Regions from separate parts of the Homo sapiens genome. Here regions 1 and 3 are each linked to region 2. The links are chromatin loops, found by intact Hi-C in ENCODE. Cell type or tissue: heart right ventricle. All regions are shown on one strand. Each heading gives the region's core, and the rest is flanking DNA. Links, peaks and the distances in the headings are about the cores only.

Region 1 (10,150 bases), core at 2,976-7,975, 96 kb after region 2:
CCTTCTCTCCAGAATATTTGCTCTCACCCCTCACTAGCAGGGAGTAATGGGGTTATTGTGAATGTGAGGGTGAGTGGATTTCTACCACTTATACCACCACCACCAGAAGCTTTCAGGAAAGACAGCAGCTAAAGATAGGTGTGACTTGATAGAGCACAATCCCATCACTCTCACAGACACAGAAAAATCTGCTCCAACCCTGCAAATCAGCGTGATATGGAGGGAAAGGCACAGGGCAGAGCAGCCAGGACCAGGCCTGGGACCAGGCCTGACTCAGCCAACATCCCCCCGTACAGACAGCCTCCATGTCCAAAACTGCATCTGTGATGATCAGCTTGTGTCTGTGCCACACCAATGTTTAATTTTTTTTTTTTTTTTTTGAGACAGAGTCTCCCTCTGTCGCCCGGGCTGGAGTGCAGTGGTGCTATCTCAGCTTCCTGCAAACTCCGCCTCCCAGGTTCACGCCATTCTCCTGCCTCAGCCTCCTGAGTAGCTGGGACTACAGGCGCCCACCGCCATGCCCAGCTAATTTTTTATATTTTTAGTAGAGACGGGGTTTCACCGTGTTAGCCAGGATGGTCTCAATCTCCTGCCCTCGTGATCCTCCCGCTTCAGCCTCCCAAAGTGCTGAGATTACAGGCATGAGCCACTGTGCCCGGCCTGTTTAATATTTTTAATATCATCCCTGGTGAATCTGTTCCTGGTGGGTCCCATAGTGTCCTGTTGTGTTGAGAAAGCTCTCTGAGCTTCAGTTCCACATGTACAAAAAAGAAGAAGCAAACCTTCCCCTCCCAGCCACCCCCAGCTCGAAGCACACCAGCACAACCAAAAGAGGTGACATCAAAGGTCCTCCTGAGCCCTTGGCATCATCCACCTCAACAGCCTCCCTGCCATACCCACAGCTCATCCATCCCAATTTCCAGTCCTGTAGCTGCAGCTCCCCACTGCAGGCCTGCAGACCACTCCTGGAGTAGGAGGAGTAGGAGTAGGCTGCAGCCCACTCCTAAGTGCACAGCAGCTTGGGAGAGCGGGCAGAAATTGCAGGGCCTTAGAATATCCAAGTGGAAGGAACTTCAGAGACTGTCTAATCCCACGGCCATGGGGCCCCCGAGTGGCAGAGCCTTGATGAATGTGCATGACACAGAGGGGGCTGCCCTCAGGCTTTCTGCGTGTTGCCCTGTCTAATTCAGGAGTAGCTAGGGGACCCTCGAGGCCCCACTGCCTGGCGTTGATCCCAGCTCTGCCATCCATATGGCCTCAGACAAATTAGGCAGCTTCTCTGTGCCTCAGTGCCTCAGTAAAATCTAGACAATAATGACAGCGGAGCACCCACCCAGTATGGTGGTTGTGGTGAATAGATGAGTTAATACGGCCGGGTATGGTGGCTCATGCCTGTAATCCCAGCACTTTGGTAGGCCGAGACGGGAGGACTGCTTGAGTCCAGTTCGAGATCAGCCTGTGCAACATATCAAGACTCTGTTTCCACCCAAAATAATAATAATAATTAATTAATTAAAAATAAAATTTTCTTTGGGAGGCTGAGGCGGGCAGATCACGAGGTCAGGAGATCAAGACCATCCTGGCTAACACAGTGAAACCCTGTCTCTACTAAAATATAAAAAATTAGCCGGGCATGGTGGCATGCGCCTGTAGGCCCAGCTACTCTGGAGGCTGAGGCAGGAGAATCGCTTGAACCTGAGAGACGGAGGTTGCAAAGAGCTGAGATCGTGCCACTGCACTCAAGCGTGGGTGACATAGTGAGACTCTGTCTCAAAGTAAATAAATAGGCCGGGCATGGGCTCACGCCTGTAATCCCAGCACTTTGAGAGGCCGAGGCGGGTGGATCACGAGGTCTGGAGTTCGAGACCATCCTGGCCAACATGGTGAAACCCCGTCTCTACTAAAAATACAAAAAATGAGCCAAGTGTGGTGGCAGGCGCCTGTAGTCCCAGCTACTCAGAAGGCTGAGGCAGGAGAATCGCTTGAACCCGGGAGGCAGAGGTTGCAGTAAGCCCAGATCGCACCACTGCACTCCAGCCTAGCAACAGAGCGAGACTCTGTCTCAAAACAATAAAAAATAAAAATAAGTAAATAAAATTTTCAAAAGATGAGTTAATACAGTAAATTCTTGTCTTCTTTTCTTCTTCTTCTTCTTCTTCTTTTTTTTTTTTTTTTTTTTTTGGAGACGGACTTTTGCTCTTGTTGCCCAGGCTGGAGGGCAGTGGTGCAATCTCGGCTCACTGCGACCTCCCGAGTAGCTGGGATTACAGGTGCCCACCACCACACCCAGCTAATTTTTTGTATTTTTAGTAGAGACAGGGTTTCACCATGTTGGCCAGGCTGGTCTGAAACTCCTGACCTCAAGTGATCTGCTTACCTTGGCCTCCCAAAGTGCTGGGATTACAGGTGTGAGCTACTGTGCCTGGCCAATACAGTCAATTCTCATTATTCATAGTGGCTGTGTTTTATGGAGTCACTGCAAACACTGAATTAGTGAATGCCAAACCAGTGCTCCTAGGGGAGATACAAGGGGAGGTTCCTGTGAGCCTCTGGTCACATTTTCATCAACAAATCAATGCATAACTTTTTCTTATGTGTGTTTCTGTCTAACGACACCTTATTCAATATATATTGCTGAATAATTCACATTGAACTCATAGCCAACAGCACTATAACTCATGCCTGCACGAAGCTTAACTACTAGACATATTTTCTCCACATGACACATCACAGCTTTCTCTCACTTAGGAACTCTGGACAGCACTTCAGCATGATGCTGGGACCATTTTAAACAGTGGAATCACCAACACGCAGCAGAAAAATGCAAAACACATGGTACCAAGTAGACCTTGAAAAGGACACTTGCTTGTGGTATGAGCTGAAACAAGAAGGCAGACTGTCACCTTGTTCACCCTCTGCTGGGAATGTGCACATCCTGCCAAATTTTTCTCTGCTCTGTGTTCATGGATGGCCATGCAAGCACTGTGAGTATTGATTTTGGCAATACAAGTAAATTGTATGGAGTAGACAAATTTTTATTTTTTTATTTTTATTTTTTTGAGATGGAGTCTTGCTCAGTTGCCCAGGCTGGAGTGCAGCGGTGCTATCTCGGCTCACTGCAAGCTCCACCTCCCATGTTCACACCATTCTCCTGCCTCAGCCTCCCGAGTAGCTGGGACTACAGGCGCCCGCCAACACGCCCGGCTAATTTTTTTTGTATTTTTAGTAGAGACGGGGTTTCACCATGTTAGCCAGGGTAGTCTTGATCTCCTGACCTCGTGATCCACCCACCTCGGCCTCCCAAAGTTCTGGGATTACAGGCATGAGCCACCACACCCGGCCAGAGTAGACAAATCTTTAAATACAGAATGTATGAGTGATGAGGATCAACTGAATATAGAAAGCCCCTAGAATAGTGCCTGCCCAGTAGGAAGCATTCGATAAATCGTGTTACTTTGTAAGCTTTACAGCAATCTGCTGAGATATTGCTATTTCCATTTTACAGATGAGGAAAGTGAGTGTCCAAGAGGTTAAAGACCTGGACCTGGTTCCCATGGTTGGTCAGTGGTGGTGTTGGGACTTGATCCCAGTTTCAGACCTGGTTTAACTATTTTGTGCATTGCCTAGAACACGGGCCCCTTCCATGCTCCCTCTCCACAGGAACACAGGCATGGGTTGTATGTGATACACACGCACAGGCAGGCCCCACACACAAGCAGAATTCCTGTGTTTACTCCTTTCACAAACCTCCTTAACTCTGAGGAGCCTTAGAAACAGAGAGGTGGCCGAGCGTGGTGGCTCACGCCTGTAATCCCAGCACTTTGGGAGGCCGAGGCAGGTGGATCACGAGGTCAGGAAATCAAGACCATCCCAGCTAACACAGTGAAACCCTGTCTCTACTAAAAAATACAAAAAATTGGCCAGGCGTGGTGGCGGGTGCCTGTAGTCCCAGCTACTTGGGAGGCTGAGGCAGGAGAATGGCATGAACTCGGGAGGCGGAGCTTGAAGTGAGCTGAGATCGTGCCACTGCACTCCAGCCTGGGCAATAGAGCGAGACTCCGTCTCAAAAAAAAAAACAAAACAAAGAAAGAAAGAAACAGAGGTTTCCCAGCTTCCTGCCCAGGCCACGGAACTCCTCCCTCCGGCTGCAGAGCTCCCACCTCTTCTCCCCCATTTCTGCCTCAGCATCTCCCACCCCACGCTGGCCACTGAGGCAGCCTGGCCAAAAGGAGCTGATAGCAGGTCCTCTCAGCTTCCTCTGCAGCTCAGCCAGGGGCCACAGCTGGGCCTGTCCAGCCTCACTTGACCAAGAACCGAAGTCCCAGGAGAAAGGAAAGTGAGGCCAGGATGGTGACAGGGTGGAGAAGCTGGGCCCCCAGTGAGCCCCCACAGAGGGTAGGACACAGAGGGACAAGTGTGAGGGGCAGTAACTGCCCGTAGGAATAGTGGCCATGGGAGAGACACCGTGGTGCCCACACCCCAGTAGGTCCTCAGTAAAACTAACATCCACCTGGGCCGCACAGGTAGCCCTGCCACCCTCCAGGGCCCAGGATTCTTTGAGTGAGTTTTAGAACGCCTCTGAAATCTGGGGAGATATGACAGCCCACAGCAATTTGCATTTTTTGCTTTCCTGTTATCAGAGGTGACTAAACTCTGGCCTTCAGGCCAAATCCAGCCAGCAGACTCCTATGTGCAGCTCACTAGCTAAGAATGGTTTTTACATTTTTAAAGTGTTGAGTAACAGGAGAAAATCTGGGGTGAGAGGAAGAGAGATCATATGCCCCACAAAGCCTAGAATATTTACCTGATGAAGAAAATGTTGCCAGCCCCTGACCCAGATGGATTTAGCAGTGGAAGCCCTGGCCAACCAAGTGTGAGTCAGGGTGGCCCGAACACCAGCCCACATCCACCCATCCCCAGTGTAGACATCAGGCATGTTATTCAGCCTCTATAAGGCTCACTTTTCCCTTCTGCAAAGTGGAGGCAATAACAAGAGCTGTGTCCCAGGGCTGTGAGATTACATTAGGTGTCGTCTATGTCAAGCCTTTAGCCCTTGGCATCCTGGGCTACTGTGTGGGCAGAACATGGGTGCCGGTGACGGCAGTGGTGGCGGTGGAGAGGCGGAGAGGAGGGAAAGGGTCCCTTCCTGACCAGCTGCTGTCTCCATATCTCAGAGAAATGGGGAAACTGAATCATGGGGGTGACTCATCTGAGGTCACCAGCTATAAATAGTCCAAAGACTCATGACAGACTGCAAGCAGGTCCTAGAGTCCTTCCGTCCACAGCCCCTATCTGTGTCTACCTCGCCCACATACACCCTTTCCTAGACTTCTGTCTTGGGCCCCATTCTCACGGGACATTGCTCACCGCGGCCGACTGATTGAACGCCTCTGTTGTCTTTTTTTGCGGGGTGGGGGGGGAGATGGAGTTTCACTCTTGTTGCCCAGGCTGGAGTGCAATGGTGCAATCTTGGCTCACTGTAACCTCCGCCTCCCGGATTCAAGCAATTCTCCTGCCTCAGCCTCCCAAGTAGCTGGAATTACAGGCATGCGCCACTACGCCCGGCTAATTTTTTGTATTTAGTAGAGATGGGGTTTCACCATGTTGGTCAGGCTGGTCTCAAACTCGTGATCTCAGGTGATCCACCCGCCTCGGCCTCCCAAAGTGCTGGGATTACAGGCGTGAGTCACCACGTCCAGCTGCCTCTGTTGTCTTAGATGCCAACAGCTAAAGTTATTTCATATCCCAGGGGCATTTCATTTCAACAGGTACATTCTAAACCCCCAAATATTCACAGATATTCACCTCTAATTGCTTGTCAGTCACAATGACAGGACCAAAGCATCCCTTGATTTTCCCAGGTTCCTCCCAACACTGGAACCAACGTCTGGGGTCAGCTCTCCGAATTCTCACAGTCTCAGATGTTTGGCTCACACTCTGGAGTAGACGGGCAGATGCAAGCACATGGCTTGGCTGGGGAGTTCAGTGTAGCTGTGTTGCAGCTTCTCAGGCCTCCGTTCTCCCGCTTGCCAGCCTGCTTGATAGGGGTAAGGTCCCTCAGAGGGGACATGAGGCCCCTTTGATCCCAGAATAACAAGAGAAAGTCTGGGGGGAGAGGAGGAGGTACTGAGATTCTTGGTACCTATACTTTATGAAATGAAGAAACATCTAAACAGGGTTGCAGAACTTGTGGTCTATTTGATCCTCGTTAGTATAGTGGTGATCATCAAAAAAAAAAAAAAAAGAGCTTGTGATCTATTTGAAATAGCTACATGGCAAAGTTAACGCTTTTAATCCCAAAGCATAATGCAATCTAATGATGCTAACCCACAAAAGCAATTTCAGGATGTATTTGCAAACATTACTTTATCCTGAACTCTTAGGCAAAGTCATGCAGCAGTGAGATGAATGGGAGTTTCATGTTGAACAGTGCATATTGTTTTCCGTTCTGTCGGGGCGTCTCTGTGTCTGATGCAGCATTGCTTTTCAGGGAGATGAAGTCCCTGAAAATGAGACCCAGGTCCCGAGGTGAAGCTCCTTCTCTGGGGTGCTCCGCAGGGATTCCTAGACGGCTGTCCCCCGCTGCTGAGCCACGCTGAGCTGGCTGCTCTCACTGGAATCCTGGAACTGGCTCTTCTCTCACATGGGCACTCCAAGGGCCACCAGCATCTCCTCCTACACAGGTGCAATTTTTTTCTTCTTTTTTCTTTTTCCGTTCCAGGACACTTGTCACCGCCCTGCCCTGTCCTTTCTCCTCTCTTCCTCCCTCTTAGGAGAGTTGCCAGAGTTGCCAGTTTCTTCTTCTTCTTCTTCTTTTTTTTTTTTTTTTTTTTTTTGAGATGGAGTCTCACTGTCACCCAGGCTGGAGGGCAGTGGTGCAATCTCGGCTGACTGCAACCTCCGCCCCCCAGGTTCAAGCAATTCTCCCTCCTCAACCTCCTGAGTAGCTGGGATTTCAGGCATGCACCACCATGCCCGGCTAATTTTTGTATTTTTAGTAGAGATGGGGTTTCACCATGTTGGCCAGGTTGGTCTCGAATGCCTGATCTCAGGTGATCCGCCCGCCTCGGCCTCCCAAAGTGCTGGGATTACAGGTGTGAGCCACTGCGCCCCGCCACCAGTTTCTTCTTTTGGTGCTCAAAAAATGATTCTTCAGAACATCATGGAAAGGGAGCAAAGAAAAGAATAGCTTTACACTAAAGAAACAGGTGACCAAGGTGAACACCAACAGCCATAAGTCACGTTGATAGTGCCCTTGATATCATGGGATGAGAATGACACTTACCTCTGTGGTCTCCCTCTCCAAAACCCAAACGCCAGTCTACTCAAGAGGAAAACATGAGACACATCCCAGTTAAAGGACATTCTGCAAAATCCTGACCAGCACCTCTCAAAATAGTCCAGATCACCAAAAACAAGGGAAGTCTGTGAAACTGTCACAGCCAAGAGGAGCCTACAGAGACATGATGACTAAATGTAATATAGAATCCTGGTGGGATCCTGGGACAGAATGGGGGCAATAGGTTAAAAAAAAAAGAAAGCTGAATAAAGTGTGCACTTTAGTTAATAATATTAGTTCATTAACAGTGACATATGTACCACACTAATGTAAGATGTTAATGACAGGGGACATTAGGAATGGTGAAAAGGGATGAAAAAGAAATAGAAAAATAGAGCTGGGCGCAGTGGCTCACGCCTGTAATCCCAGCACTTTGGGAGGCCGAGGCAGGCAGATCACCTGAGGTCAGGAGTTCAAGACCAGCCTGGCCAACATGGTGAAACCCCGTCTCTACTAAAAATACGAAAATTAGCTGGGCATGATGGCAGGTGCCTGTAATCCCAGCTACTTGGGAGGCTGAGGTGGGAGAATCGCTTGAACCCAAGAGAAGGAAGTTGCAGTTAGCAGAGATCAAGCCATTGCACTCTAGCCTGGGTGACAGAGCGAGACCATCTCCAAAAAAAAAGGAAAACATTTAAAAAATTAATAATAATAGGGACACTGGGCACAGGGTATACAGGAATTCCCTGCACTATAATTCTATAACTCTAAAATTGTTCTAAAGTAAGAAAGTTATTATTTTAGAAAATACTCTTGAATGAATGGCTGTGTTCCATCCCTACCCATCTCCAAAGCACAACCCACCAGGTTTACATAACAGGGCAGTGCAGCAGCGAAGTCAAAAGCACAGACACGGCCAGGCGTGGTGGCTCACACCTGTAATCCCAGCACTTTGGGAGGCCAAGGCGGGCGGATCACGAGGTCAGGAGATCGAGACCATCCTGGCTAACACGGTGCAAACCCCGTCTCTACTAAAAATACAAAAAATTAGCCGGGCGTGGTGGCGGGCGCCTGTAGTCCCAGCTACTCGGAAGGCTGAGGCAGGAGAATGGCGTGAACCCGGGAGGCGGAGCTTGCAGTGAGCCGAGATCACGCCACTGCACTCCAGTCTGGGTGACAGAGCAAGACTCCATATCAAAAAAAAAAAAAAAGAAGCACAGATGCCAGCCTCTGGCCCGTGAGGTTTGAGTCCTGACTCTGCCACTTACTGCTGATATAGACCCCTCAAAGCTTCCGTCTCCTTTATATTAATGGGGGGGGGGGGAGGGGGGGCAGGTGATAACAATAGCATTTATGTCACAGAACTATCAAGAACGTAATTAAAACTCTTAGTGCAGTGTCCAAGTCAGAATATAGGGGTTAAGAACACATGGCTCAGAGATAAGAACCTGTGGGAGGAGGACTGCCTTACGGGAGAGCTCTGTTGGCCGGATGCCCTCCAGGTCCCACACATCACGCCATGAAGATGGCTGCCTCCTCCTGGGGAGGATGGAGTTGAGGAGGAGGAGGAGGAAGGCGGCGTCTGGGATACCTCCTGTAAGTGCCATGCCTGGGGCCTCCTTGGAATGTTGGGGAAGTACAGGGTGTTGCTGTGATCGCTACAAAGACATCCTGGTCTCAGTGTTCATGACCGGGGCACGCTGGTGAGCACAATGCCCGGAAAAGCCACGCACGGCCCAGCAAAACAGACGGCGTGCCTGTCCGCTTCCCCTCGCCGCCCCAGACAGCTGCTCACCCAACCCTGCTGAGGCATCGCAACCTTTGCCAGGAATGCTGGGCATACCACCCCACAAACAGAGTGCAGGGTAACACGGGCCTCCAGTGCCCCCGCCAGCTGGGCCCCAGTACGGCCATCCAGAGTGGCCAGGCCAGCATTGCCCTGGGACAATCTGGCTTCCTCGGAGCCCATCCCCTCGGCATATATGGAGCATTCTCCATGAGCAAGTCCCTGAGGGCCGCTTGCTTTCCTGCAGATGGATGGAGGTCTGTGATGGGCCTGAACTGGAAGTCATAAAACACGGGTGTGAGTTCTGCCTCCTTCTCTAATGAGCCGGATGGCCTTGAGTAAGTCACTCACCTTCTCAAGGCCTCGGCTTCCTCCCCTGTCGCTGGGAGAAATTGTGTCTGTCTGAAGTATCTCACGGCCTGGGAAAATCAAAGCGAATCACGTTGACGCAGGTACTTGGTACGCCCTGAATCACCGCCCCTGGTTACCCACAGGAGCGTCTAAGCAGGCCTGCAAGGCAGCCTGCAGCTTGGCCTCTACCCGTGTGATGCAGCAAACACACTTGCAAGGCATGTTCTACTCTTCAAATGACGGTATATAGAACCCGCGGGTACTTATAAGGTGAAGATTGACCCTGTGTGAATGACAAGGAAGTGATTCCTGAAGTTCCAGAGGGAGGAAGGGATTTGCTCAAAGTCACCCAGCAGGTGAGTGACAAAGCTGGCCCTTGGACGAGCCTCCTCCTCCCATGTCTTTCAGCCTCACAGAGGGACAGAGTTTGACTGCGGGACTCAGCCTGAGGCAGGGGACAGAATCCCTGAGTGTGCTCCTGGCCAGTGGCTTCATCTCTCATCTCTCTGTGACTCTGTTTTCTTTAGCTGTCTATGGAAAGAATAAGCATGAGAAGCATTCAATTTGATTCAAACTGAAGCACTGCACCTGCTTTGTGTGAGACACTTTAGCCACCTCAGGGGTACACACACAAAAGCCCACTGTCCCTGCCCTCAAGGAGCCTATCATATAATGACAGTCACTAAAATTTGAAGATCTCTTTACAGTTCACCTTTACTTCTGATATGGTTTGG
Region 2 (5,000 bases), core at 1-5,000:
GAGCACAGATATCCCTTTCAAGAGCAATCTTTTCTCCTTCGTGCCTTCTTTAAGGGTTACACAAAAGATAACCTGGCTGGGTGACCATCTCTTTGCAAGACTAACTGATCTAGCCCACATCTAGTTCCAGAATTTTCCCAGTGTAGAGGACACTGGATGAGGTCCTGAGTCATCCTAAAGTCTTTAACTCACAGACCCTAAATACAGTCCCAGGTATCCAAGCTCAACCCACTTCAGGCCACCAAAGGTTAGTACTGGGAAGGAGAAGAAAGGGAAGGGAAAAAGTAAGAAGTCAGGCAGTTGTGAGTTCAAGCCCTGGCTCTGCCTCGTAGCAGCTGTGTGACTTTGGGCAAGTCATTTAACCTCTCTAGGTCTGTTTCTGCTTTCCTAAAATGAGAATAAATTGCACCTGCCTCACAGGTTGTAACCGGAAAGTGTTTAGCACAGTGGCCAGCACATAGAAAACACCACGTGAGTGAGCACAGAGGGCAAGGTCTGAGGTCATTGGAAGGTGGGGCAGAAGGGAGCTTTGAATGGGCAAGGTTTGCAGTAAATAGAATAGAGTTGGGGCCAAACAGAGGAGAAAGCAAATGGCAGAGATTGCTCAATAATTTTTCCTAAGCAGATTTTCCAGGGCAGGGACAGGATGGGAGGAATCATTTGGTGACCTGGTTTTCCGAGCTCTTGGACCACGCCATGGTCTTCATATTAGGCATTCTGGAAAGTTCCATTAGAACTGTCCCTTCAAGCCTAAAGAATTACCAGGCCCTTCTACCTCTTAATTTTCCAAAGAATGTGTATCCTCTTTGTTTAGTCAATCATGACCATACAGGCCTTACAGCTCATCAACCTTAATCCTTTCAGCAAACAGGTAATAAGGACAGACAATAACATCTGAACGCAGGTGCATTCTCCGCTTTCAGCTGTTGCAGGGCTCCCACCTCTGGCCTGTGAATGGGTTAGCATAGCTGGTACCTGAAACCAGAGCTGGGGTCACGTGGTTGCAGCCAACCTGTGCAGAGAGGGCAACTTCTCGCTGCCTTGAGTTGTGGCCCTCCCTGTCTGGTAAGAGAGGAGGAGACGCCTCCCCGATTCAGGGAAGGAGGAAGAGAATGAGCGGCAGGTCGCCTACCTGGACATTCTTCATTGCTGCAGATCCACTGGCTGTTTCGGCAAATGCTGTTGGAGGGAAAAAGCACAGGTCATTGGTGGTTCTGCAAACACAAGGGTATGCAAATGGATTTAGAGCTCATGGTAGTTATCACAGTCCCCAAACGAAGGGATGTGGGAAAAGAAAAGAGCTGGTGCTAGCAGAATCTTCATAGGGTTAAAATTGTACAGGACAGAGCTTTGGCCACAAAGGAATCTTAGAGATATTACCCAGGGGAAGAAACCCCAACAGAGAAAAAGAAGAAAGAAAAAAAAACTACCTGATCCCCCTGAAAATCTACTCAGATACCAAGAAGTCAAATTCCTACCCCACACACAGTGAGTGGCAGAGAGCAAGAGAGCGATATGGAAATGGGTAGCTCCCAGCCCAGAAGTGTGGTGGGCGGTGGCCGACTGAGAACCTGGGGGCTCAGTGCACACAGAAGGCTGCTAAGATAGCAAAGGGAGGAGGCCTGGGGACCAAACGAGTTGTCCCTGCTGTGCAGGAGACTGGCAAAGCCAGCCAGAGGTGACATCCAGGGGTGCTTCTTGAGATGACAGAAGCCAGGCTGGGCCTGGCCTACTGCAGGGACCAAGGGAGGGCAGACTGGTGTGAGTTTCCACTGGCCACTGCAACTTCCTACCACCTAGCAGATGAGAGATTTCAAGGAGAGAAGGACCTACGTACTGCTTAGTGATACAGCCCTCCTCCAGGGGGAAAGGATCATTTATGAAAGCATAGTTTGGAGGGACAGCTAGAGATGATGTCTGCACGTGAAGGATCCTGCCCTTCCTGACCTCCCCATCTTCAAGGCTTATTTATCTGTAATATACTCTTTGCTCCCCATCATTGCCTGCCACACCTGTCCCTAGCCCCCACCAGTAGCCTCCAACTCAGTCTCTTCTTTCTTGGCACGGTCCAGGTTCTTTTCCACCTGCCACCACCCCTGCTGACCCAGCTTCCCTCCCCAGTCCCCCAGGCAGGTCTCCCAGAGCACGCTGCGCAGCCCCCATTACCAGGTGTTGCAGTCTCGAGAGAGGGAGGTGCCGGGAGGGTAGCGCTTTCCGGAATGCACGCAGGGACACTCGGTGCTCTCCACGCAGAGGCCTTCATCCAGGAGCTGTCCCTCTGGGGTCAAGGGCATCAAGACAAAGGCCTCAACATTGTCATTGCGTCACTCATCCCACAACTATAGAATCCCCAGGGACAATGGTTGGGTTTCTTCCAGGAAGCTCAAAGAACTTGTTCTGTGGTGTTTATCTTTCACATAATGCAATATAAGGAAGGGAAATTCCTCATCTCCATTACTACAGATGAAGACATGAGCAAAAGAATTTTGTTCCAGGTCATCCAGTAGGGGAGGCACAAGTCTGGGCTTAGGGCTTCTTCCAGGAAGCTCAAGAATGTGTGTGCTGCTTCCCTTACACATTAATGCAACGTGAGAGGGAGAAGACTACTCATTACCATTCCACAGATGAAGGGAGTCAAGAGTTTTGTTCAAGTTCTTCCAGTAGAGAAGTCATGAGTTGAAACACACAGGACTCACTCTCAATAACTTTTTTTTTTTTTTGAGACCGAGTCTCGTTCTGTCACCCAGGATGGAGTGCAGTGGTGCGATCTCGGTTCACTGCAACTTCCGCCGCCTGGGTTCAAGTGATTCTCCTGCCTCAGTTTCCCAAGTAGCTGGGATTATAGGTGTGCACCACCACCCCCAGCTAATTTTTGTATTTTTAGTGGAGACGGGATTTCACCAGGTTGGCCAGGCTGGTCTCAAACTCCTGAACTCAAGTGATCCGCCCATCTCGGCTTCCAAAAGTGCTGGGATTACAGGCATGAGCCACCGCACCCAGCCTTGCTCTCAGTAATTAAACAGGGGTTTTCCCCAAAGCCCACCAAGCCTCCCCTGAAAAGACTTTCTAGTGCAGAGCCCTTTTTCAGCTGAGCTCACATGACAAACCCAGGAGATCTTTTTCCCAGATCGGTTCCCTGACACACCTAATTGAGAAAACAGCTCAGCTCAGATGGGCCACGAGTTCCCCAAACAAAGTTACTGTTGGGGCCCAGGCCACCCTCCAATTTCCCTCAACACAAGTGCGTTCATGGATACAGTACAACAGGACAACGTACATTAAAAATAAAGACCAGCTCAATCCTGATCACGCTGGACAAAGACATTTAAAAACTTAATAAAAGGCTTCTGATTTCAGCAACGGGGAGCAAACACAAGTGGCCTTCATCTCACTTCCCAAAGCCAAGGGTGCTGGCAAGGTCTCTGATCTGTAAATAAAGTGGGAAGTTCATTACCAGGGCAGCTGCAGCCATCCACGCATCGCTCCTGACACATTTCATTGATGTGCAGGCTCTGGCAGGTCCTGGCGCAAGGGGACACACACTGCCTATACTCCATACCAGCAGGGCACACTGGGCCTGAAAAGGAACATCAAAGGGGTCTACCCAGGGCAGGTCCCACCGGTGCATCATCTCACCAGCCATGCCACAGCCTGAGCCTCTCGTGCCCACTCTGACTGCTCCCCTCTGTCTTCAGGCTTCCAGGTCCTTCTCACCCCCAGTGAGCCACGTGCCCCCCTGAGGCCACCCCTCCCTTAGATGAACATCTTCCATCTTGTGAGGCCCTTACCAAGACCCATCGGGGGCACCCAGGACCCCCACCCTTCCCCTTGGTCGCCTGCTCTCCATGTATAACTTGGCATTCTTTCCTCCCCTTCACCTAAAACCCTTTCAGAGTGACACCAAACTCCTCTAGGCTCAAAACAAGTGGAGTCCTACGACAAAGCAAGGAGCCATGGTGCCCTCCATCCCATCCCTCCTCCTTTTCCCCATGAAATTGGCCCCAATCAAATGCCCCACCCAGCACAGGGCACATTTGCCTGCATGGTGACACTCATTCCATATTTATTTCCACTCTGCCACAAGGCTGCCTTCACAGATATCACCTAAGCACTCTCTGTTCTTCCCAATGGAACCAGCTCCTCACTGCAAGGACAGGCTCTCCTCCTTCCTCTCTCTACCCTGTAGCTGAGCGACATTCAGGCTGACTGAAAGACCGAAACACATAAGCACTCTTTTCTGGGCTTTCTGACACCAAACTATTGCCCCTTAACCCTTCTCCAAGATACATCAGGTTATCTCCCCTACCCTACATTCACAGACCTAAAAAAAAAAAAAAAAAAAAAAACAGCCACTCGGCTTTACAGAGAAGAAACCAGCTGCTAGCATCCTCCTTCCTCACACCCCCACCACAGGCAGAAAGTTTGAATTCAGCAGCTATTTGCCACACACTGAGACACACGTGTGCAGTGTAAAGATGTGGCCGGCTCAGCTCATCTGTGGAACCATCACAGACTGCTTATCCGTCTGCATGGCTTTTAATCACTGGAAGGGCTGGGGAAAGAGGAGACTTCTTGCAAGGTGACCTCAGAAGTCCCCACTTAATCCTGATAATTTGGGGACAGTGACCATAACTAGGCACCCATTGAGACTGGAAGATGAAACACACAGCACGAGTAAGGCAGGAGGGATAGCGGTCATTAGCCTGGAGGAGAGAGATTTAATAAAAGAGAAGAACTTAATGAATGCTTTCTGCTCTCTCAAAGATCACCACACACGGACAGCCAGGTCAGCGTCCTGCTCCTCATCAATTCGGGCGGGCAGGCGGTGAAGACAAAAACCAAAACCGCAACTGCCAAGATCTTGGTGGGAAGCAGAGAACACTGTGTGAGTGCAGGGGTCGGATTTCCTGAGGGAAGTCAGGGGGCGCCAGGGGAGGCGTGGGGGCGGGACGGAGGCAGGGGCAGGACACGGGGCTTTGGGAAGCCCGTTTGACAGAGGG
Region 3 (10,150 bases), core at 2,857-7,856, 110 kb after region 2:
ATATTAAAGGACTTTTAAAAATAAAGAGGCCAAGCACAGTGGCTCACGCCTGTAATATCAGCACTTTGGGAAGTTGAGGCAGGCAGATCACTTGAGGTCAAGAGTTCGAGAGCAGCCTGACCAACATGGTGAAACGCCATCTCTACTAAAAATACAAAAATTGGCCAGCATGGTGGTGTGTGCCTGTAATCCCAGCTACTCAGGAGGCTGAAGCAGGAGAATTGCTTGAACCTCGGAGGCAGAGGTTGCAGTGAGCTGAGATCACACCACTGCACTCCAGCCTGGGTGACAGGGTGAGACTCTGTCTCAAAAAAAAGAAAAGAACCAGTAACCCTGTAGAAATAAATGGGCTGGCAAAATGAACAACTGCTCTCAATTTTATGAAAAAAATGTTCAACCTTGCTCATAATACAAGAAATGAAAAATTAAAACTACACTAAGATGGCCAGGCGCGGTGGCTCACGGCTATAATCCCAGTACTTTGGGAGGCCAAGGCGGGCAGATCACGAGGTCAGGAGCTCAAGACCAGCCTGACCAACACGGTGAAACCCCATCTCTACTAAAAATACAAAAAAAACCCAGCCAGGCATGGTGGCAGGTGCCTGTAATCTCAGCTACTCAGGAGGCTGAGGCAGGAGAATGGCATGAACCTGGGAGGTGGTGGCTGCAGTGAGCTGAGATCCCGCCACTGCACTCCAGCCTGGGTGACAGTGCGAGACATGAGAGTCCGTCTCAAAAAAAAAAAAAAAAAAACTACACTAAGATAACTTTTAGATTGTCAAAAATCTAAAAGTTTGACACTATACTCTTTTGGCTACAGGGAGATTAGCCCTTTCATATGTTGCTAGAGGAAATACAAAATGGTATAACCATTACAGGAATTTGGCAATGTGTAGCAAAATTATATATGCATTTAACCATTGATTCAGAATTTATCTGGGCATTTATCCCATAGATACTGTGTATTAAAAAACAGAAAAACATATGAACAGGTTTGTAATAGCAAAAGACAGGAAATAACCCAAATATCCATTGGTAAGGAACTGTTAAATCAACTAAGCAGTAGAATACCACGCAACTGAATAAAGAAGTAGAGAAATGAGGGCTGCCTTCATCCCTACGTGAAAAAAGCAAGATGGAGAAAGATGTGTGCAAAATGTTTCCACTTATCCACGAAAAGAGGGGTAAAAAATATATAGATATGGGCTGGGCACAGTGGCTCATACCTGTAATCCCAGCACTTTGGGAGGCTGAGACGGGCGGATCACAAGGTCAGGAGATCGAGACCCATCCTGGCTAACATAGTGAAACCCGGTCTCTACTAAAAATACAAAAAATTAGCCGGGCATGGTGGTGGGCGCCTGTAGTCCCAGCTGCTCGGGAGGCTGAGGCAGGAGAATGGTGTCAGTCCGGGAGGCGGAGCTTGCAGTAAGCCGAGATCGCGCCACTGCACTCCAGCCTGGGCAACAGAGCGAGACACTGCACTCCAGCCTGGGCAACAAAGCGAGACTCTATCTCAAAAAAAAAAAAATAGATATAGATATAGATATAGATAGATATCTTACATTTCATAAAACAGATAATAAAATAATAAACCATAAACTAAATTGAAGGAGATGAAGGAAGCAAGGGAGAAGAGACACCAAGACAGAAGCTAATATTTTAATCAATGCATTAATACTTCATTTTGTAGATTTCACTCTGGAATCATTAAGTATCTTATAGGTTTTTTTTAAGAAACAAGCTCGGGGCCAAGTGTGGGGGCTCACACTTGTAATCCCAGCACTTTGGGAGGCCAAGGCGGGAGGATTGAGCCCAGGAGTTCAAGACCAGCCTGGGCAACATACTGAGACCCCATCTCTACAAAAATTTTAAAAATTAGCCAGGTGTGGCCGGGCGCGGTGGCTCATGCCTGTAATCCCAGCACTTTGGGAGGCCGAGGCGGGTGGATCACGAGGTCAGGAGATCAAGACCATCCTGGCTAACACGGTGAAACCCCGTTTCTACTAAAAATACAACAACAACAACAAAAAATAGCCAGGCGTGGTGGTGGGCGCCTGTAGTCCCAGCTACTAGGGAGGCTGAGACAGGAGAATGGCGTGAACCCAGGAGGCGGAGCTTGCAGTGAGCCAAGATCACGCCACTGCACTCCAGCCCGGGCGACAGAGCGAGACTCCATCTCAAAAAAAAAAATTAGCCAGATGTGGTGGCACTCACCTGTGGTACCAGCTACACAGGAAGCTGAGGCAGGAGGATCACTTGAGCCCAGGATGTCGAGGCTGCAGTGAGTCCTGTTCATGCCATTCTACTGCAACCTGAGGAATTGAGCAAGACTTTGTCTAAAAAAAAAAAAAGTAAAATAATAAAAAGCAAGCTCTGAAATTAAAAATAAAACAAATAAACTTAACTGTAATCTTCTTGGTGACTAGAGAAGCAGTACTCCAAGTGACTTGAAAGTACAAAATTCAACTGTACATCCCTAGTGCATTCTATCTCAAGGAAGAGAAGACATGGGGAAAATTGTAAGTGTTTTCAATGATCATATCATTGAAGATAATGCTGGTATTGTCATTCCGGAACTGCCGAGTATGTACTGCGGGATAAAGCAAAGGCCTGCGTATGTTCTATCATCCTTAGGGTACTTAAGACTGAAATTCTTGACATGAGACAAAGGGGACACAGGTGTGAGATAGAAGAGGTTAAGTAAGAACTTCATAGTCTTGAGTTTGAATTGGAAATATCAGATTTTATGGTTAGTTATGTAGCAATTGTGGACCGATACCATCGGTCTTTTACGATCGAAGGGATTCATCTTCCCCTACCGCTCACTCCCCCATCTACCCAATAAATCACCAGAGCTCTACAGCTCTAATTCAGAACTCCTCCCAGCTCTGACCCTGCTCTCCAGCCCGACTGCCACTGCCTCGATGACGGCCCACCAGCCCTGACCCGCACTTTGTTTTTTTTTGTATTTTCAGTAGAGACAAGGTTTCACTATGTTGGCCAGGCTGGTCTTGAACTCCTGACCTCAGGATCCGCCTGCCTCGGCCTCCCAAAGTGCTGGGGTTACAGGTGTGAGCCACCGTGCCCAGCCCTGACCTGCACTTTTAACAGTGTCTTTGCTAGCATTGCTGCCTCCATCTCTCCCCAGCTCCAGTCTCCACCATCACCAGGATGATTTTCCCCACCAAATGCTGACTAAGCCATACTCCTACTGCATCAAGCAGGATTCCAGAGAGAAGTGAAACACCCAAAGGGGTTTTCTAAAGAGAGCTTAAATCAGGGATGATTTACAGTGATGGGGGTAGAAGTGGTGAAGCACCCAAGGACCAGCCACAGCTGAAGCCTTTACCACCTACGCCTGCCTGGTATCTATCACCAGAGTCAATGCCACCTGGAGCCAGGGGAGGGGGAGCCCGACAGGAGCTGTGGTCGCAGAGGAAGGCAGCTGCCGTCAGAAATGGGACAAGGCAGTGGGAGACAGACATCCCTGTCTCTTTCTCTTCCTGCCCGCCAACCAGTGGGCAAAGGAGCCTGGCTGGAGCAGTCTGTAGAGATGTCAGAGGAGGATAGAGAATGGAGGGGCTAGGGGAGACAGGGCAAACTAAATAGCCAGCACACCCACTTAAGGCCACTATTCACTCCCCATGCTCTCAGGAGCAAGCCCAGGTTCTCCGGCATGGCATACCAGGCACGCATGAGCCGACACACTCTCTCCCTACGACCTTGGTTCCTGCTAGTGGCCTCCCACCATCCCCATGCCCAAGTGACAGTTACCCCCAGACCTGCATAGCCCTCTCACAACTTCCCACCTTGCCAGACCCTATTCCCTCTGCTTGTATCACACCTTCCCTATTCCACCCTCTCCCCTTCTTCACATGTCAACCTCCTATTCACCCTTCAAGGCTTTTTTCTGATGGCATCTCCTTCATTCAGCCTTCACCAAGTTCTGCACTTAGAGTATCTCCTCTGTTCCCACAGCCGTCTACACAGGCCTCATCGGAGCAGCCATGGCCTTGTTCTAAGGCTGTTCACTTGTCTGTCTCCCTGTCCGTACCGCAAGCTCCCTGAGGTCTGAGACTGGGTCTATTCATCTCTCCATCCTCGGCCTAATGGTACTAGACACATAGTCAGCCCATAAATATTTATTGAATCAACCAATGAATAAAAGAGAAGACTTTTGTGTCTTTGTTTCCCATTCCTTTTTTCCCCCACTCTCACAATGGAGAAGCGTCATGGGGCAGGAATAAAGAGAAAGAGGAATGTGTGCCCCATATTCACTCCATACTCTCCTCTCCCCATCCAGTTCCAGGCTCTGCCTTATACAACAAGGGAACCTTTCTCCTTGGCCTTTCTATTGCTGGACGGTACCAGGTTTGACTCAGGGGACCTGAGGAAAAGGCTTTATCCCCCAGAATGCCTGCCCTGACCCCACAGAACCAGGGTTGCCTGAAGCAGCCCCAGCCAGACTTTCTGCAGTGGGAGCCGTCTCATCCAGGAGACGCCACACTGCTCATCCTGGTCAGAGGCTGGTCAGAGGCTGCAACTGCCCCTGGCTATTCCAAGAACAGGCAATTTGTCAAAACGTCTCTGAGCAGGCCCCAGGGCCAGCCACTCCTTCCCTCCTCCTTCCTTCCCCATCCATTCATTTACCCGTAGGTATTGAGTGCTCCCAAGGGCCCAGGACTGGCTTCCCGGACTTCCAGTCCAGCAGGAGAGACACATTGAGCAAGTAATAACAAGTGTGACGAGGCTATAGGGAAGACAGAAGGAAAAGGAGGCCATGGAGGGAAGGAGCAACCAAGAACAAACGAAGGGAAAAAGGCAAAAGCAGAAAGAGGCGTCACAGGCCAGCCCCTCCCCACTCTTCCCTGCATTCCAGAAACCAGAGGGCCTGGAGAGGAGGCACCAATGAGCCACAGAGATGCATTGTATTCATTTTCTGGGGCTGCAGTAACAGAATGCCACAGACTAGGGGGCTTACACAGCAGAAATGTACTGTCTCACAGCTCTGGAAGCCAGAAGCCTCCAGGCTCCTTCTGAGCACTGTGAGGGGGTCCGTCCCATGCCTCTCCGCTGGCATCTAGGGGTTTGCTGCAGTCTTTGGCATTCCTGGCTTGTGGATGGCATTCTCCCTGTCTTCAATCAGCTTCCCTTTGTATGTGTCCCTCTACACATGGCATTCACGTGTGTGTTAAAAGTTACCATTTTTAAGTAGTTCAGTGGCCTTGAGTGTATCCACAATGTTGTGTCACGTTCCATCTCCAGAACTTTCTCATCATCCCAAACGGAAACTCCACATCCATTCAACACTGACTCTCCATACCCCATTTCCCAGCCCCTGCTCACATCTATTCTACCATCTGTTTATGAATTTCACTATTCTAGGCAGCTCCTTCATGGAATCACACAGTTTGTCCTGATGTGACTGGCTTATTTCACTGAGCACAATGCCTTCCGTTTTCATCCATGTTCACATGGCACTATTTTATAAAGGATCCCAATCATAGAGGGCTAGGGGCCCACTCTCCTCTAGTCCAACCTCATTTTAATTTAACTAATTCCCTCTGCAGCAACCCTATCACCAACTAAGTTCACATTCTGAGGCACCGGGGATGAGGACCTCAACATAGGAATCTGGGGGGACACAACACAACAGGTGTGCCGTGACCGAGACAGAGATGGGAGGAACAGAAAAAGCCACCCTGACAGGCAGCATGGGAGGGGTGATGAGCAAGTTCTTGTTTTGTTGACCCTTAACCCCTCTGTACTCCCTACAGGAGCCACTTCCCTGGCGTGCTTCCCCAGCCCGGCTGACTCACTGGACAGGAAAAGGAAGGGCAGGAATTCAGGCCGATGAGCCAGGGACCCTCACCTCTGGCCGGGCCTGGCACAGCCTCCTGGGGAGCCCCCGCACACCAGCCCTCCCGGCACCACTCGGTGTGTCCTGCCTGGCTGATGGGCAGCCACGTATGCCCCACCCTCCCCTGACCGTGCCCACTTACCCAGGGGCCCAGCTGTCTTGGCTGGCAGGCTTCCATTGCAAGTCACTCCTCCATCCACACAGATCACTCACGTCCCTCATTCCGTCCCTCGTTCCACAGAGCGTGTTGACACCCACTGCGGGGCAGGCCTGGCTGCAGGCCTGGAGATGCAACAGCAGCAAAAGGAGCAGCCCCTGCCCCAGGAGGCTCCCATTCAAGTGAAGGAGGCAGACGAAAGGCCACAACAGTCGAGTGCACACTGTCAGATGGCGATGAGGGCCAAGGAGGCACAGCAGCAGGGGAGGGGATAGGGAAGGCCCCGGTGGGCTGGGCTGCGTGAGCCACCTCTGACAAGGGTGCCTGGGAGCAGAGGCCCAAAGGATTGGACAGAACCAGCCATGTGGATCCTGGGGGAGAGGATCCAGGCTGAGGAAGCAGCAAGGGCTCAGGCGAGAGCGGGAGTGCCCCCATCCTTTCCAAGAAACACCCACGAGTCCAGGGTCTGTGTGTGTGTGTGTGTGTGTGTGTGTGTGTGTGTGTGTATCTATATGTGTGTGTCTGTATGAGTATGTGTCTGTATGATGTCTGTGTGTCTTTATGTGTGTGTGTCTGTGTATCTATATGTGTGTGTCTGTATGTGTATGTGTCTGTATGATGTCTGTGTGTCTTTATGTGTGTGTCTGTGTGTATCTATGTGTGTATGTGTGTGTCTGTATGTGTATGTGTCTGTATGATGTCTGTGTGTCTTTATGTGTGTGTGTCTGTGTGTGTGTCTATGTTCCTGGGTGTGTGTCTGTATGTGTGTACCTATATGTGTGTGTGTGTGTATCTATATGTGTATGTGTCTGTATGTGCATGTGTCTGTATGATGTGTCTATGTGTCTCTATGTGTGTGTGTCTGTACGTGTGTGTGTATCTATATATGTGTCTGTGTGTCTGTGTGTGTGTGTGTGTGTGTGTGTGTGTGTGTGTTGGGAAATGGCAGTGGCAGGTGCACTATATGGTGGAGACACTGGGTTTTAGGCTTTAATGAGTTTGGGTTTTACCCCCAAGAAACTGGGGGTAAAAGAGGGAATAAAAGCAAAACATCCCATGCCCTCAAGGAACGTCTAGTCCAGGATTAGAAGTGGGGCAGTCCCAGGAAGGAGCCATCTTGACAGTGAATTCACGCGGAAGACGCGTGAACCCAGCTGGCCTGGAGAGACAGAGGTGCTTTGCAGGGCATGGGGAAGCCAGCAGGTCCCAGTCGAGAAACCTGGTTTTCTGTCTGGGTTGGTTGAAGACTCTTTGTCCCAGAAGGAGTCGCTTGTTTGCTTGTTCATCTTAAGTTTAAATTGAGAGAGGTTAACGGCTTTTGCCTCAGAAGGCAGGCTGGCCTGGCAGGGTGTGTGTTGTGAGGTGCAGAAACACATCTTCCCCAGCTGGCCTCACAGGCCAAGAAGCAGATAATGTCTTCCTTCTGCCAGCTTCCCCGCAGCTTGGTTTTCCTGGGACAGTTCCTCCGCTGGAGGAAGGGACAGGGGATGGGGACAGGGGATGGAGGAGGAGTTGGGGAGACCCTTCAGAGAGTGTGGCAGAAACACGTGTGTACAGGCTGGCACACGAGTCACAGAGGCAACAGGGTGGCTGCGGGGAGAAATGTGAGCAGAGCTCATGCAATTGTCGTGAGTGAGTGCGCTCTCGCGGCTCTAAGGATTTGGGAAAACAACTTGCAGATCCAGGCATGTTTACGTAGGGAGGGGTGCCGTGTGCTGGACCAGGTCCAGAACTAAAAATAACACAGTATTTCTGTGCCCAGCAAGAGCGCTAGCATCTGTGGGGTTTGCGTGGTGGGAAGAGTGTGGTTTCAGCTGAACCAGGCGCAGTGTGACCAGAACAGTAGGAGGGAAGGCCAGGCCTGGGTGGGAGGCCCCAGGATGGGCGGGGGAAGGACTGAGGGCGAAGGCCATCCCAACTCGCAGCAGAAAAAGCCTCCAGGCGGTCACGGGCTGCCCATCTCGTGAGGCCAGATGTGGGTCCTCCTGCATATCTGAAACAGCACAGAGCATTGGGGCAGCCTCCAAACCTCCCCTATAAGGAGCAGTTAAGGGATCCAGAGGGCGTGGCCTGGAGCAGAGAGAAGGGAAGCAACATGTGTGGGGCATTCACAAGTGCAGGATGCCTTCTCCGGGCTCCCATGATGATCCAGACAGGTAGGCGTTTTCCTTCCCTTTTTGCAGATTGTGAAAACAGCGTTCAAAAAAGACTCATGGGCCGGGCGCGGTGGATCACGCCTGTAATCCCAGCACTTTGGGAGGCCAAGGCAGGCAGATCACAAGGCCAGGAGTTGAAGACCAACCTGGCCAACATGATGAAACCCTGTCTCTACTAAAAATACAAAAATTAGCCGGACGTGATGGTGGGCACCTGTAATCCCAGCTACTCAGGAGGCTGAGGCAGGAGAATCGCTTGAAACCGGAAGGCAGAGGTTGCAGTGAGCCGAGATTGCGCCACTGCACTCCAGCCTGGTCAATAAGAGTGAAACTCTGTCTCAAAAACAAACCAACCAACAAACCAAAAACTCTTGTAACCCTGGGGCCACCCAGCCACAAAGAGGCAGGGCTGGGACAGGCCCCTGCAAGTCTCCTCTGGAAGGCCAAAGGGCTGCTACTAGGAAGGGGTGGCAGACTCATCCCATGTGGCTTCAGAGGGCAGGACATGGACAAAGGTTATGGGAAGGGAGGGAAACTTTCCAATAACCAGACTGCACAAGAGTGGAGTGGCCTGCCTCAGGAGGGGTAAGCTCATGCAAAAGCTGGCTGTTGGGGACATTGGGAGGGACTCTGAAGGTCACCACCACTCTGAATCAATGCTGTGTGGGAGGATGCCAGGGTCCACTGGACCCATGACGTGCCTTTAGCGTGGGAAGCAGGGAACCTCAACTTTGGAAAGAGTGAGGGCACAGTGATGTCCAGCCACTCCCAGAAGCCGTCTGTTAATAGAGCAACCCCTCGGGCGGTGTGCAATCCTAATGACCAGCCCCAGGACATTGGAAACAGGGTCCTGCTGACCACAGTCTAGGAGACAGGGCTGCACACAGACGGAACCAAGCACACAAGACGAGAGAGGGTGTGTACCGCAGAAACCAAGGGCTCATTTATGTGCTGCGTTCTCAGTCTGCAAGGAGTCAGAAGAGAGGACAGTGAGGCCAGGAGAACTCAGGGAACACTCCTTGTTGTAATCATCACAGTTATGTAACTCATATTACCAGCTGTTCTTTCGTGAGCATTCTCTATGTGCCAGGCTAAGTGTTTTGTATGCACTGTATGATTTAATCCTAGAACAACACTATGAAGCAGGAGCTCTTAGTATTCCCCTTTTACAGATGAGGAGGCAGGCTCAGAGAGGTGATGTAACTTGCCCAGAATTATATAACTAGTGTGTGGCAGAGCCTGGACTCAAGCCCAGATCTGTTGGACTCCAGACCCCGTGTAGAACCATAAGGAACTGATGCTGCTTCAATTTCTGCACTGATACGGAAATCTCTCCGAGATATCATGCCGTTGTTTTCTATTGTTGCTATAGCATATTATCACAAGTTTAACACATATTTATTGCACACTTCTGGAGGTCAGCAGTCTGACATGTGGGTCTCACTGGGCTAAAATCTCAGTGTGGGCAGGGCTGTGTTCCCCTCTGGAGGCTGCAGGGGAGAATCCCTTTCCTTGCCTTTCCCAGCTTCTAGAGGCTGCCTGCATTCCTTGGCTCCTGGCCCCTCCTCTGTCTGCAAAGCCACCATTGTCATGTCTCTCTAACCCTTTGTCCCAGTTCCCTCTGACCACAGCCAGGAAAGATTATCTGACTTTAAGGATCCATAGGATTAGATTGAGCCCACTTGGATAATTCAGGATACTCTCCCCATCTCAAAGTCCTTAATCACATCTGCAAAGTTCTTTTTGCCAAGTAAGGTAACATGCACACCTGGCAGGGATTAAGGTGTGGTCACCTTTGTGGGGGCCATTATCCTGCCAGCCATATAAAAAGGAGAGAAAAGAGGCCAGGCGCGGTGGCTCACACCTGTAATCTCAGCACTTTGGAAGGCTGAGGCGGGCGGATCACCTGAGGTCAGGAGTTCAAGACCAGCCTGGCCAACATGGCAAAACCCCATCTCTACTAAAAATACAAAA

The links. Peaks named below come from ENCODE experiments on the same cell type or tissue, not always from the same donor. Only the 100,000 strongest peaks of a DNase experiment are listed, where the experiment ranks them.
Region 1: a loop joins it to region 2, with 2.4 times the contacts of the local background. A loop is called at or near these places in 27 of 110 quality-filtered maps.
Region 3: it touches region 2 in a loop (2.7-fold over the local background); 63 of 110 quality-filtered maps call a loop at or near these places.

Annotation. Positions count from the first base shown.
Region 1 is chr12:6,162,781-6,172,930 of GRCh38, forward strand. LOC124902866 (a long non-coding RNA gene) reads right to left here and starts at 6,831. Exons shown (of 2, transcript XR_007063189.1): 1 at 5,368-6,831. LOC105369623 (a long non-coding RNA gene) reads right to left here. Exons shown (of 3, transcript XR_931588.3): 2 at 9,417-9,484; 3 at 7,054-7,150. LOC105369622 (a long non-coding RNA gene) reads left to right here and starts at 8,792. Exons shown (of 3, transcript XR_931587.3): 1 at 8,792-8,875; 2 at 9,560-9,772. RefSeq lists enhancers at 5,031-5,310, 5,043-5,337. In heart right ventricle, for the core only: no CTCF peak of the experiment used is centred there; DNase peaks (open chromatin) are centred at 4,441, 5,261, 5,981 and 6,931; H3K27ac peaks cover 2,367 bases.
Region 2 is chr12:6,070,165-6,075,164 of GRCh38, forward strand. It overlaps VWF (von Willebrand factor), which reads right to left. Exons shown (of 52, transcript NM_000552.5): 8 at 3,455-3,577; 9 at 2,167-2,278; 10 at 1,133-1,179. Among named protein-coding and RNA genes, the nearest start is that of SNORA120, 32 kb to the left of the region's middle. RefSeq lists an enhancer at 359-653. In heart right ventricle, for the core only: a CTCF peak has its summit at 2,524; no DNase peak of the experiment used is centred there; H3K4me3 peaks cover 423 bases; H3K27ac peaks cover 5,000 bases; H3K27me3 peaks cover 69 bases.
Region 3 is chr12:6,174,594-6,184,743 of GRCh38, forward strand. LOC105369623 (a long non-coding RNA gene) reads right to left here and starts at 6,438. Exons shown (of 3, transcript XR_931588.3): 1 at 6,006-6,438. RefSeq lists enhancers at 5,535-6,105, 8,564-8,743. In heart right ventricle, for the core only: no CTCF peak of the experiment used is centred there; DNase peaks (open chromatin) are centred at 5,828 and 7,676; H3K27ac peaks cover 3,286 bases.